Regions from separate parts of the Homo sapiens genome. Here region 1 is linked to region 2. Evidence: chromatin loops called from intact Hi-C (ENCODE). Cell type or tissue: mucosa of descending colon. All regions are shown on one strand. Links, peaks and the distances in the headings refer to the core of each region. The heading gives the core; the rest is flanking DNA. Region 1 has its middle 7.0 kb from the start of SH2B2. Region 2 overlaps LOC100630923 (LOC100289561-PRKRIP1 readthrough).

What was found. Hi-C counts contacts between places; a loop is a spot of excess contacts. Peaks named below come from ENCODE experiments on the same cell type or tissue, not always from the same donor. Only the 100,000 strongest peaks of a DNase experiment are listed, where the experiment ranks them.
Region 1: it touches region 2 in a loop (6-fold over the local background); 103 of 110 quality-filtered maps call a loop at or near these places.

What each region holds. Positions count from the first base shown.
Region 1 is chr7:102,276,611-102,283,131 of GRCh38, reverse strand. It overlaps a transcript of CUX1 not described here. Among named protein-coding and RNA genes, the nearest start is that of SH2B2, 7.0 kb to the left of the region's middle. RefSeq lists enhancers at 2,683-3,302, 3,303-3,921. In mucosa of descending colon, for the core only: a CTCF peak has its summit at 3,506 (motif pointing left); a DNase peak (open chromatin) is centred at 3,451.
Region 2 is chr7:102,388,563-102,394,698 of GRCh38, reverse strand. All of the region lies in intron 4 of LOC100630923 (LOC100289561-PRKRIP1 readthrough), which reads right to left. Among named protein-coding and RNA genes, the nearest start is that of PRKRIP1, 4.7 kb to the left of the region's middle. In mucosa of descending colon, for the core only: a CTCF peak has its summit at 3,776 (motif pointing right); a DNase peak (open chromatin) is centred at 3,788.

The DNA.
Region 1 (6,521 bases), core at 2,069-4,568, 110 kb after region 2:
GGAGGCGCAGCCGTCACTGTCACGGGGGAGGCCCCGGGGTATCACTGCCACAAGTCACCAGCCGCAGCCCCGTTGTCATTCTCGTGGAACTTGTGCAGGTGGTCAGCGAACCTGGGGGACACGGGAAGCTTTGCTGAGGCCGAGTGTGTGTGTTGGGGAAGGGGGGTGTGTACCATGTGATGGGGTGGGGCTAGGGGGTAGTGGATACCGGGAGTAGGGGTAGGGGGAGGGCCAGAATGGGGGGCTGTGATGGAGGGCTAAGGAGTGGGGGACATGAGGCAGGAACTCGGGGGTGTTGCGGGGGTGCTGGGAGCTCGCTGTGGGGCTGAGGGGGGGCCCAAGTGGGGGTCCTCACTTCTTGGCGCAGAAGGTGGCACAGTCCCTCTCCATGCTCTCGCTCCATGCCAGCTTGTAGAGCACCTGGCCAGGTGGAGACACGGTGAGCTGCCCGTTCGCCTCAAGGCCACCCCTGCAGCCCACCCATGGCCCCTGGGCCTGGCCTGGAACATAAAGGTTCTCGAGCCCCAGACTCCGGGGCGGGTGGGTCTTAGACATGTTCCTGCACCCACTGCTTCTGCAGATGATCAGATGGGCCCAGACACGGAGGCACCTCCTCTAATACTGTGGGCCAACCCTTGGAAGGGCCAGGAGCCGCTGGACCCTGGGGTCAGAACTTGAGCCCAGGTTAGCTCTGTAGGGGCCATCTTGACTGTGCGGGGGACAGGAGTCCCCAAGGCTGGATCCTTCCAGAGACACAGCCTTCCACCCCTCTTCTCCCCCAACTTGGCAGACATGGAGGCCCTTATCCGCTAACTAGAACGCCACCTCCACAGCTGGGGAGGTTAGTTCAAGACGCCCCTTCTCTGTGCAGTCTTCGTGACTGTCCCTTGGTGGAGTTCATTAGACCTGCTCCCTTCCCACTCCATCCCTTCTTCCTATGAAGCCCGTTCAGGACCAGTCCCAGATGTGATCAGCCAGGCCTCTTTCACGGAGCGGCCCGGCTGGTGCCCTGGCCAGAGGTCCCAATGGGGTGGGTCCTTCTCGTCCCTGGGGTGGGCCAAGGCTCTCGAAGGGGAGAGGCATGGCCGCAAGCTAGAGATGCAGCTTGGGGTAGGCCCAGGGGCCAGGCCACCGTAACAGGCCCCTGCTGCCCTGGAGGTCAGGGCTGGGGATGGTGAATGTGCCTCTGGCCCGCCCGTGTGCACACTCACCAGGAAGACCAGGCAGTGCAGGAACAGTGTGTAGAAGAAGCCGATGGTGCGCGCCATCTTGTTGGAGAGAACCAGACGCCCCTGGGAGCAAGGAGGGGGTGAGTGGGGATGGGGCCGGCCTCACCCACCCCTGCAGGGCTGCCTGGGCTTCACAGAAAGGGCCCTAGGGTGGCAAGGGGAGGGAAGGGACAGGAAGCTGGGGCCCCTATTCCATCATTATGGGCCAGGGACATGGGCTGCTGGAATTCTTTTTTTTTTGAGACAGAGTCTCCCTCTGTCGCCCAGGCTGGAGTGCAGTGGTGTGATCTTGGCTCACTGCAACCTCCACCTCCTGGGTTCAAGTGATTCTCCTGCCTCAGCCTCCTGAGTAGCTGGGATTACAGGTGTGCGTCACCACGCCCAGCTAATTTTTGTATTTTTACTAGAGATAGGGTTTCACTATGTTGGCCAGGCTGGTCTCGAACTCCAGACCTCAGGTGATCCGCCCAACTTGGCCTCCCAAAGTGCTGAGATTACAGGCGTGAGCTGCTGTGCCCGGCCACCGGAATTCTTTAAAAACGTTTTTTTAGACAAGGTTGCCCAGGCTGGAATGTAGTGGTCACAGCTCACTGTAGCATTGACTTCCTAGGCTCAAGTGATCCTCCTCCGTCAGCCTCCTGAGTAGCTGGGACTACAGGTGCACACCACTGCGCCTGGCTAATTTTATTTTTTGTAGAGACAGGATCTTACTGTGTTGCCCAGGCTGGTCTCGAACTCCTGGGCTCAAGCAATCCTCCCACCTCCCAAAGTGCTGGGATGACAGGTGTGAGCCACCATGTCTGACTCTAGGCTGCAGGAATTCTGAGGAATGCCCCCTCTACAGCCCAGTTCAGAACCATGCTGTGAACCATGCTCTCAGAGGATCTGCCCGGGAAGGGGAGAGACCCTGTCCCAGATCACACAGCCACTCTTGGCAGGGCTGGCGGCTCCTCCAGCCTGGGCTGCAGGGCAGGTGAAGAGGTGCCTGGAGACAGAGGCTCAGGCCTGTCCAGGGAGGGGGTGGGTAGGGGCAGGGACTCACCATGCTGAGGGTGGCCTTGTCCCAGGGACTCAAGCTCAGGTACTTCCTCTGCCGCTCCTGCACAGGGAGGGACAGTCAGGAAAGGACCCCAAAGGACCTCACAGGCCCTGGCTTGTGGCAGAGAGCAGGGCCTGGCCAGCCACAGGACACCCTGCCCGCTGTTCTTGCAGACCCCCAGGGGGCTGCCAGGGTGCTGCCAGGGGCTTCCCTGGGTGCACAGTCTACTCAGTGTGACATTCTGGACTCCCCTGACATCTGTGAGAGCCCCTCCCCGCCTCTGCAGCCGTCCATTCTGCCCATGGGAAAGTACTCCACGGGCAGAACTTCTGCAGTCTGGGTGGGGGAGGGGAGTTGTGGGGTGGGGTCCCCACAATGGATCGCCCGATTCTGGGAGCTGTAACTGGTTTTTCCTTGTCTGCCTGTCCCGCAAATGCACTCCAGGTTAACCCGGTCACTGCCACACACCCTCGGGTAGTCCTCGGCAGGTGTTCCTGAATGGGCCCTGGGCCTACATTGCACTGAAGCGGTGGGGAGGCTGTCTTGGGGGGGCTCCTGGCCTGAGGGGCCAGGGTGTGCAGGGCTGGCGTGGCAAGGCTGGCCGAGAGCACCCAGACAAGGGCAGGTGGAGGGGAGCCAGGGAAGGCCGAGTGCTCAGGGATAGGGGCCAAGTGATGGGGGGACCCCTGGGCTTCCCTGGGCTGATGCCCCTCCCCTCCCCTGCCCAGGCTGGGCTCACGAACCCGCTTGCTGAAGGAGGAGAAGGGGTCCAGGCGCTCCTCGTACTGGGACGAGTACCGCAGCTCCGTGTCATCACTGCCGCTGCCCTGCACAGACAGGGAGGGGAAGAGAACCAGTCAGTGCCTTGGGGCCCAGCGGGAAGGGCAGGAGCCCAGGGGAGCCTCAGTTTCCTCATCTGCAAAAAAGGGAAGTGGGGGAGGGAGCCCTAGATCTCAGAGGCGGGAGGAGAGGGTGCTGGGGTGACAATGTGAATGTGGCTGGTGCCTCCTGCCACAGGGGCATGGAGTTACCCATGGGGTCAGGGCCACAGTGCCTCCGGGCACAGATGGGGAACTGAGGCCCAGGCAGGGCCGGGCGCAGCTGCAGGAAGGTGGGTTTGCTGGGAGTGTGGGGTGGTCATGCGAGCAGGCAGGCAGCTGGGAGAGGAGACGCCCCCCAGCTGGCCACCCAGAGCCAGGCTGGTTTGCAGAGTCTGAGTGCCCTCTGGTGGCCAAGGAGCGGCTCTGATGGGTGGGGACAGGGCTGGGGGCTGCTGGGCCCCAAAGGAAGAGGGAGAGGTGAATCCCTGCCCCACTATGCCCCACGCTCTTCTCTCACTCATAGAAAGGGTTTCCTGGCACGGGGTGGCCCCTGGGAGGCCTGGGGGCTGAGAGAAGCCACGCACAGGCCTCCCTAGCCCAGAAAAACTCGGCAAGTGAGTTTCTGATCCACTCTCTTGGTTGCTTTTTGGAGTGTGGACCAAATTCTGTTTACATTTTTTATTATTGCTTATTTATTTATTTGAGACAGAGTTTCGCTCTGTCGCCCAGGCTGGAGTGCAATGGTGTGACCTCGGCTCACTGCAACCTCCACCTCTCAGGTTCAAGCGATTCTCCTGCCTTAGCCGCCTGAGTAGCTGGGATTACAGGTGCATGACACCACGCCCAGCCAATTTTTATATTTTTAGTAGAGACGGGGTTTCACTATGTTGGCCAGGCTGGTCTGGAACTCCTGACCTCAAATGATCCGCCCGCCTCAGCCTCCCAAACCGCTGGGATTACAGGCCTGAGCCACCATGCCCAGCCTATTTATTTTTATTTTTTGGAGGCAGGGTCTTGCTCTGTCACCTGGGCTGGAGTGTAGTGGCTGGATCTCAGCTCACTGCAGCCTGTACCTCCTGGGCTCAAGTGATCCTCCCACCTCAGCCTCCTGAGTAGCTGGGACTACAGGCACGTGCCACGATGCCTGGCTAATTTTTGTATTTTCAGTAGAGATAGGGTTTCACTATGTCGGCCAGGCTGGTCTCAAACTCCACCCGCCTCGGCCTCTCACGGTGCTGGGATTACAGGCATGAGCCACTGTGCCTGGCCCTTCTGGCTAGTATTTTCTTTTCTATTTTATTTTATTTTATTTATTATTATTTTATTTTACTTTACTATTTTATTATTTTATTTTATTTATTTTATTTTATATTTTATTTTATTTTTTTATTTTATTTTATTTTATTTTATTTTAATTTTATTTTATTTATTTTTATTTTATTTTATTTTTGAGACGGAGTTTCGCTCTTGTTGCCCAGGCTGGAGTGCAGTGGTGTGATCTTGGCTCACTGAAACCTCCGCCTCCTGGGTTCCAGCGATTCTCCTGCCTCAGCCTCCTGAGTAGCTGGGACTACAGGTGTGCACCACCATGCCCGGATACTTTTTTTGTATTTTTAGTAGAGACGGGGTTTCACCATATTGGCCAGGCTGGTCTCGAACTTCTGAGCTCAGGCAATTCTCCTGCCTCGGCCTCCCACAGTGGTGGGATGACAGGCATGAGCCACCGTGCCTGGTCCTTCTGGCCAGTTTTTATGAATGAATCTGGACAGGGGCTCCACTCTGTGAGCTTCTCCCGGCTTAGGGAGGGCAGCTAGCAGGCAGGTGGGTGGGTGGGGAGATGTCGGAAGGCCTCAGGGGTCTCTGGGGCCCAGTGCTGCCCAGCAGGTCTTGGTCCCCGACCCTCCCATCTCCAGAGCCCTGATCGGCCTCTCTCCCTGCCTGGTCCACCTGGAGCTGAGGCCAGGGGAGGGCCCTCACCCGGCCAGGGTAGCTCTGCAGGAACTTGATCTTCTCAAAGAGCTTGATGTTGTCGGCGCGCAGGCTGTCCAGCTCACTCTGCAGGGCCTGGAGGGTGTGCTGGGCCAGGCGGTTCTCCTGGGGGGGGAGGGGCAAGGAAAGGGGTGGGGGAGAGGCCTCCGTGCTGGCACAGGTGCTGCTCCGTCTACCTGGAGCCCCTTCTGTGCCCACAGCCTTCTCCTTGACCTGCCTGACTCTGTAAAGCTGCCCCTTCCCCCACTGTGGCCCCACCACAGGCAGAAGTCAGGGATCTTGGGTCAGGTTTCTTCATATGTATCACGTTGGTGCAAATGTAATCGTGGTTTTTGCCCTTAAAAGTAATGGCAAACACCATGATTACATTTGCATCAACCTTAATATATGACAGAGCAAGACCCTGTCTATATATTTTATTTTATTTTTTATTTTTATTTTTATTATTTTTTTGATATGGAGTTTCGCTCTTGTTGCCCAGGCTGGAGTGCAACGACGCAATCAATCTCGGCTCACTGCAACCTCTGCCTCCCGGGTTCAAGCGATTCTCCTGCCTCAGCCTCCCAAGTAGCTGGGATTACAGGCATGTGCCACCATGCCTGGCTAGTTTTTTTGTATTTAGTAAAGACAGGGTTTTACCATTTTGTTCAGGCTGGTCTCGAACTCCTGATCTCAGGTGATCCACCCATCTCTGCCTCCCAAAGTGTTGGGATTATAGGCGTGAGCTGCTGCGCCTGGCCCCTGTCTATATATTTTAGAGACAGGGTCTTGCTCTATCACCCAGGCTAGAATAAAGTGGCATGACCAGAGCTCACTGCAGCCTCAGCCTCCCGACTCAAGCGATCCTCCCATCTCAGCCTCCCAGGTAGCTGGGACTATAGGCTCACACCACCATGCCCAGCTACTTTTTTATTTTTGCAGAGTCGGGGTCTCACTGCGTTGCCCAGGCTGGTCTCAAACTCCTGGGCTCAAGCAATCTTCCCACTTCGGCCTCCCAATGTGCTGGGATTACAGGCATGAGCCACGATGCCTGGTCAGATTTCTTCATACTTTTTTTTGTCATTGGTATTAGCCTTTTAAAAACTATTATTGAGATATAATACCCATAACATAAACATCAGCATTTCAAAGTGTACAGTTCGGTCATTTGTATTCACAATGTTATGCAACCATCCCCACTACCTAATTCCAGAACATTTAAAATCACCCCAATAAGAAACCCCAAACCTGCCAGCAGTCACTCCCCATTCCCTCCTCCCCTACTGCCTGGTAACCGGCAGTCTCTTTTTTGTCTCTATGGATTTGCCTATACCGAATGTTCGTATTCATGGAATCACACGCTGTGGTTTTAATATTTGCCAATCTAAAGGCAACGTGAAATGGAATCTCAGTTTTCAATTTATTCAAATGCTTGAATAAGTGTTTCTTTCACACTATTCAAAA
Region 2 (6,136 bases), core at 2,418-4,917:
TTTTTTAAAAGCCTGATTTTTTGTTTAGTTGACATTGAGAAACAGAAAAGGCCCGGCATGGTGGCTCACACGTGTAATCCCAACGTTTTGGGAGGCCGAGATGGGCAGATCACTTGAAGTCAGGAGTTTGAGACCAGCATGGCCAACATGGTGAAACCCCATCTCTATTAAAAATACAAAAATTAGCCAGGTGTGGTGGTGTGTGCCTGTAATCCCAGCTATTCAGGAGGCTGAGACAGGAGAATAGCTTGAAACTGGGAGATGGAGGTTGCTGTGAGCCAAGATCGTGCCACTGCACTCCAGCCTGGGTGACAGAGCAAGACTCTGTGTCTAAAAAAAAGAAAAAGAAAAAGAAAAAAAAATTAGAGAGAGAAAGAGAAAGAGAAAAGCTGTTGCTCACATACATTTGGTGTTACAGACCATAGGCTGTTTGGCTCCCCTTGTAATGAAACTTAACAGGGATCCAAGCAGATTTCCCAGACAAGGCATTTATTTCAGAGCTTGTGCTTGAGTGCAGGGAAGACAATGGAAGCAGAAGTGAAGGGATCCTCCAGCTGACTTGTGGAAGAGCCAGTGGGGAATTTTTTTTTTTTTTGTGAGACAGAGTGTTGCTCTGTCGCCAGGCTGGAGTGCAGTGGTGCGAACTCAGCTCACTGCACCTCCGTTTCCCAGGTTCAAGCAATTCTCCTGCCTCAGCCTCCCGAGTAGCTGGGACTACAGGTGCACGCCACCACGCCCGGCTAATTTTTTGTCTTTTAGTAGAGACAGGGTTTCACCATGTTGGCCAGGATGGTCTCAATCTCCTGACCTCATGGTTCGCCCGCCTCGGCCTCCCAAAGTGCTGGGATTACAGGCATAAGCCACTGCGCCTGGCTGGGAATTTTTTTTATTAGGCAAAGCATGGGAATTGACATCAGGGGTAGGGTATGCAGGCTGGGCTGGGCAAAGCACGTGAGGGTATGCAGGTCGCATATCTGGTTTTGAGGGTATGCAGGTCGCATATCTGGTTGCGATGGTTATCTTAAGTAATGAGTCACCTGGTAGTCTGGCTGGTGGCAACAAGGGTGTCAATCAATTGTTCAGCATTCCTTCCCGAGGTGGGACACTCCGCAAGCTTCATTTGATATTTGGATCTCCTAAGGCCAGTCTCTGGAATTCTTTTTTTTTTTTTTTTTTTTTTGAGACAGTTTCGTTCTTTATTTTCTTTGTATGACTAAAGCCTCGGGGTTAGCAGCTATATTGTCAGCGAGGCAATGGTGTGGGTTTTGTGATCAGTGGGACAAAAGAAGGAAAAAGGGAAAGGATGTGAAGGAGAAGCTCTGTCCAGTTCCTGTTCTGTTTCCCTGGGAGCTGGACAGACATTCACAGCTGGGTCTTGGTGTTCTCTTGTCAAACAAAAGTAATTTCCAGGACACCAACATCACACAAGACCATTCCGTGACCACAAAAACCTGGTGTGGTGGCTCATGCCTGTAATCCCAGCACTTTGGGAGGCCGAGGTGGGCAGATCACCTGAGGTCAGGAGTTTGAGACCAGCCTGGCCAACATGGTGAAACCCCGTCTCTACTAGAAATACAAAAAATAGCCAGGCGTGGTGGTGCACACCTGTAATCCCAGCTACTCGGGAGGCTGAGGCTGGAGAATTGCTTGAACCTGGGAGGCAGAGGTTGCAGTGAGCTAAGATTACGCCTTTGCACTCCAGCCTGGGCGACAGAGCAAGACTCTGTCTCAAAATAAATAAATAAATAAAAATAAAAATAAAAGAAACATTTGCTGGAGGGACATGGGCTCCTAGGGACAGGGTCGCCCTCCCACTGAGTCCCCAAGAGGATGAACAGGTGGACAAGTGGATGGTACCTGGAGGGTGAAGTGTTTGTTCTCCAAAGGTCATTCCTGGCTGCCCAATAGTGGGTGGTTTTCTAGGAGCTCAGGGTGGAATTAAGGGTCCTTAGTGGCCCAGGTCTGTCACTGGAACCTGGGGAGGGCTTGGCCTGGCTGGGGCCATGCACACAAACTCACCCAGGATCACACACATTAGCAACCAGTACCTCACTTTTCTCCAAACACTCCACAGAACGAAGGTTTTTGTCTACAAAACAAAGCATCTTTTCCTCCTTGGAGAACTCCCATACAGGCTTCTCAACTTGGCCAAAATGCTACCTCCTCCAAGAAGCCTTCTCAGATTGCCTCTCCCACCCCTCACTTCCAGGAAGTGAATTGCTCCCTTCTTGGTGCTCTCCCAGCTCTGAATCCCAATAACTGGTGAAGTAGTTACCACTATGTCCTCACCATCTGTGTCCCCATGGGCTTGGCAGTGTGGTGGGCTGGGCCAGAATCCCAGCATCTAACCCTGGCATGGTGTAGAGTGGGTACTTCCAGGATGCTTGGAGAATAAAGGAATGAAAACATATATGAAGACTGAATAGACGTGTCAGTGAGATGAGCAAGTGATGGATGAATGAATGAATAAGGACATTAAGAGAAAGAATGAAGACTCAATCAATAAAAGGACACTTAATAAATGAACATGTGAGGCCACGGACTATCAGAAAGCCACAGAGCCAGGAGTGCGGGGCAGTGTCTGTCCGGTTGGTAAAGGTCTCCCTGGCACCCCCAGCCTCAGTGTCTGTCACAGAGCTGGTGCTTGGCAGATATCTGCTGGATGAAAGTTAAGCGAATGAATGGAGTGAAGGAATGCATGAAGGCAAGAGAGAGTTAAGGCATGTGGGTGTGAAGGAGCTGGTAATAACTTCAGTGTCTAAGTCTGGTCTAAATTGTGGACATATTTATCAGCAGATATATGTTTTTCAATAGACGGGGTCTCACTCTGTCACCAGGCTGGAGTGCGGTGGTGCCAGTATAGCTAACTGCAGCCTCGAACTCCTGGGCTCAAGGGATCCTCCTGACTCAGTGTCCAGAAAAGCTAGGGCTACAGGCAGGTACCACTATGCCCAGCTAATTTTTCACATTTTTTGTAGACATGGGGTATTGCTATGTTTCCCAGGCTGACCTCAAGCAATTCTTCAGCCTTGGACTCCTGAGTAGCTATGACAACAGGCTGGTGCCACCACACTCAGCTAACTTTTTATTTTTATTTTTTGAGAGGGAGTTTCTCTCTTGTCACCCAGGCTGGAGTGCAATGGCGCGATCTCGGCTCACTGCAACCTCTGCCTCCCAGGTTCCAGCGATTCTCCTGCCTCAGCCTCCTGAGTAGCTGGGATTACAGGCACCCGCCACCATGCCCGGCTAATTTTTGTATTTTTAGTAGAGACAGGGTTTCGTCATGTTGGCCAGGCTGGCCCCGAACTCCTGATCTCAGGTGATCCACCCGCCTCAGCTTCCCAAAGTGCTGGGATTACAGGCGTGAGCCACCTTGCCCAGCCTAATATTTTATTTATTTATTTATTTATTTATTTATTTATTTATTTATTTGGTAGAGCTGGAGTCTTGCTATGTTGCCCAGGCTATCATCCTGATTCTACTGAAATGGAACTGAGGCCCAGAGGAGAAAGCAATTGGCTCAGGGCCACACAGACTCAAACCCAGCAGTCTAGCCCTGGGTCTGTGACAGCCTGAGTGATTATGTGACTCACACAGATGGGACAGGGCCCCAGCAGACCCTGGCGGGAACCCTGGTGGCACCCTCCTAGGTGGCACCTTCCTGGTGGCACCTTCCTGGGGCTGAGGTCAGATTTGAGGTCCGGCTCCCTGGGATGAAAGGCCGCCTCACAGATGCCCACAAGTCTCACACCCAGGGTGATGTCCCTTCTGCCACCAGAGGGCAGCAAATCCCCACCCAGGTCCCGCCACTAGGAGCCTTAATCCACCTTTCCTGAGATCCAGAACTGGGCACCCAGGGAGCAAGGTCTACTGGCTGGAAGATACCAGTGCGTTGCAGACTGGCAGACTGGGTGCCACCTACCCTGGGCTTGCACAAGCAACCTAACCTCTCTAAGGCTGTTTCCTTATGTGCAAAATTGGTACAAGCGAATCTACCTTGTCGCTGGCACATGGGTAAAATGACGTTTGGACATGCAGTGTCCAGCAGAGCCTGACATTCAATAACATGGCTCACGCCTGTAATACCAGCACTTTGGGAGGCTGAGGCAGGTGGATGATCTGAGGTCAGGAGTTCGAGACCAGCCTGGCCAACATGGTGAAACTCCGTCTCTACTAAAAATACAAAAAAAATTAGCCGGGCGTGTGGGGTGGGGGGAGCTGCCTGTAATCCCACCTACTCGGGAGGCTGAGGCAGGAGAATTGCTTGAGCCCAGGAGGCGGAGGCTGTACTGAGCCAAAATCGCACCTCTGCACTCCAGCCTGGGAGACAGAGAGAGACTCTGTCTGAAAAAAAAAAAAAAAAATAGGTGACCACACTTGTCCTAGTTTGATCCTAGGACTGAAGGGTTTCCCAGAAAGTGGGACCTTCAGTGCTAAAACCAGGAGAATCTTGGGCAAGCCAGGATGGTTGATTACCCTAGACGAGTGGGTACTCCTATCTCAATTCTTTGAGTAGTGGTTGATACTTTAAGTACTAAAACAGCAGGGTTTTTTTTCTTTTTTCTTTTTTTCTTTTCTTTTCTTTTTTTTTTTGAGACAGAGTTTCACTCTCGTTACCCAGGCTGGTCTCAAACTAGAGAAATGAAAATATATGTCCACTGACTGACCTGTATGCAAATACAAACAGTAGCTTGATTCATAATTGCCAAAAACTGGAAACAACCCATATGTCCATCAAATTGAGATCTAGACCTACAGGGAAATACTACTTAGCAATAAAAGGAAGGAGCTTTTGCTGAGTGCGGTGGCTCATGACTGTAATCCCAGCACTTTAGGAGGCTGAAGAGGGAGGATCACTTGAGGCCGGGAGTTCAAGACCAGCCTGGCCAACAAGATGAAAGCCTATCTCTACTAAAAATACAAAAATTAGCTGGGCATGGTGGTGTGCACCTGTAATCTCAGGTACTTGGAAGGCTGAGGCAGGAGGATTGCTTGAACCCAGGAGGCGGAGGTTGCAGTGAGTCGGATTAAGAAGGTGGATTAAGATATCATACCACTGCACTCAGCCTGGGCGACAGTGAGACCCCATCTCAAAAAAAAAGGGGACCAGGTGTGGTGGCTCATGCCTGTAATCCCAGCACTTTTGGAGGCCGAGGCGGGCAGATCACGAGGTCAGGAGATCAAGACCATCCTGGCTAACAGGGTGAAACCCAGTCTCTACTAAAAATACAAAAAAATTAGCCAGGTGTGGTGGTGTGCACCAATAGTCCCAGCTATTCAGGAGGCTGAGGCAGGAGAATGGCGTGAACCCGGGAGGCGGAGCTTGCAGTGAGCCGAGCTCGTGCCACTGCACTCCAGCCTGGGCGACAGAGTGAGACTCCATCTCAAAAAAAAAAAAAAGAAAAAGAAAAAAGAAAAAGGAAGGAAGGACCTCTTGAGGCTTGCAATAACGTGGATGGATCTCAGATGCATTATGTTTAGTGAGTGAAGTCAGATCTATTAATAGAAGGCCACAACCTGAATGGTTCCATTTACTTGATGTTCTGGAAAAGCCAAAATGATAGGGATGGAAAACAGATCAGCAGTTGCCATGGGCCAAGTAGGAGGACGGGACTGACCTGGGAGGGCCTCAGGGAACTTTCTTGGGTAATAGATATTTTTTCCCCTCCCTCCCTCCCTCCCTCCCTTCCTCCCTTCCTACCTTCTTTCCTTCTTTTGAGATGGTGTCTCACTCTGTTGCCTAGACTGGAGCGCAGTGGCGTGACCATAGCCCATTGCAGCCTCAAACTCCTGGGCTTCAGTGATCCTCCTGCCACAGCCTCCTGAATAGCTGGGACTATTGGTGCACACCACCACACCTGGCTATTTTTACTTTATTATTATTATTATTTTTGTAGAGATGATGTCTTGCTGTATTGCCCAGGCTGGTCTCAAACTCCTGGCTTCCAGTGATCCTTCTATCCCCAGAATCCCAAAGCACTGGGATTATAGGCATGATCCACTGCACCTGGCCTCTCTGCATAATATTTGGATGACAAAAATGTTCTATATCTGAATTGTGGTGGCAGCTACACAACCATCCACATTTATCAAACTTATTTAACCATATACTTCTATTTATTTATTCATAGACAGA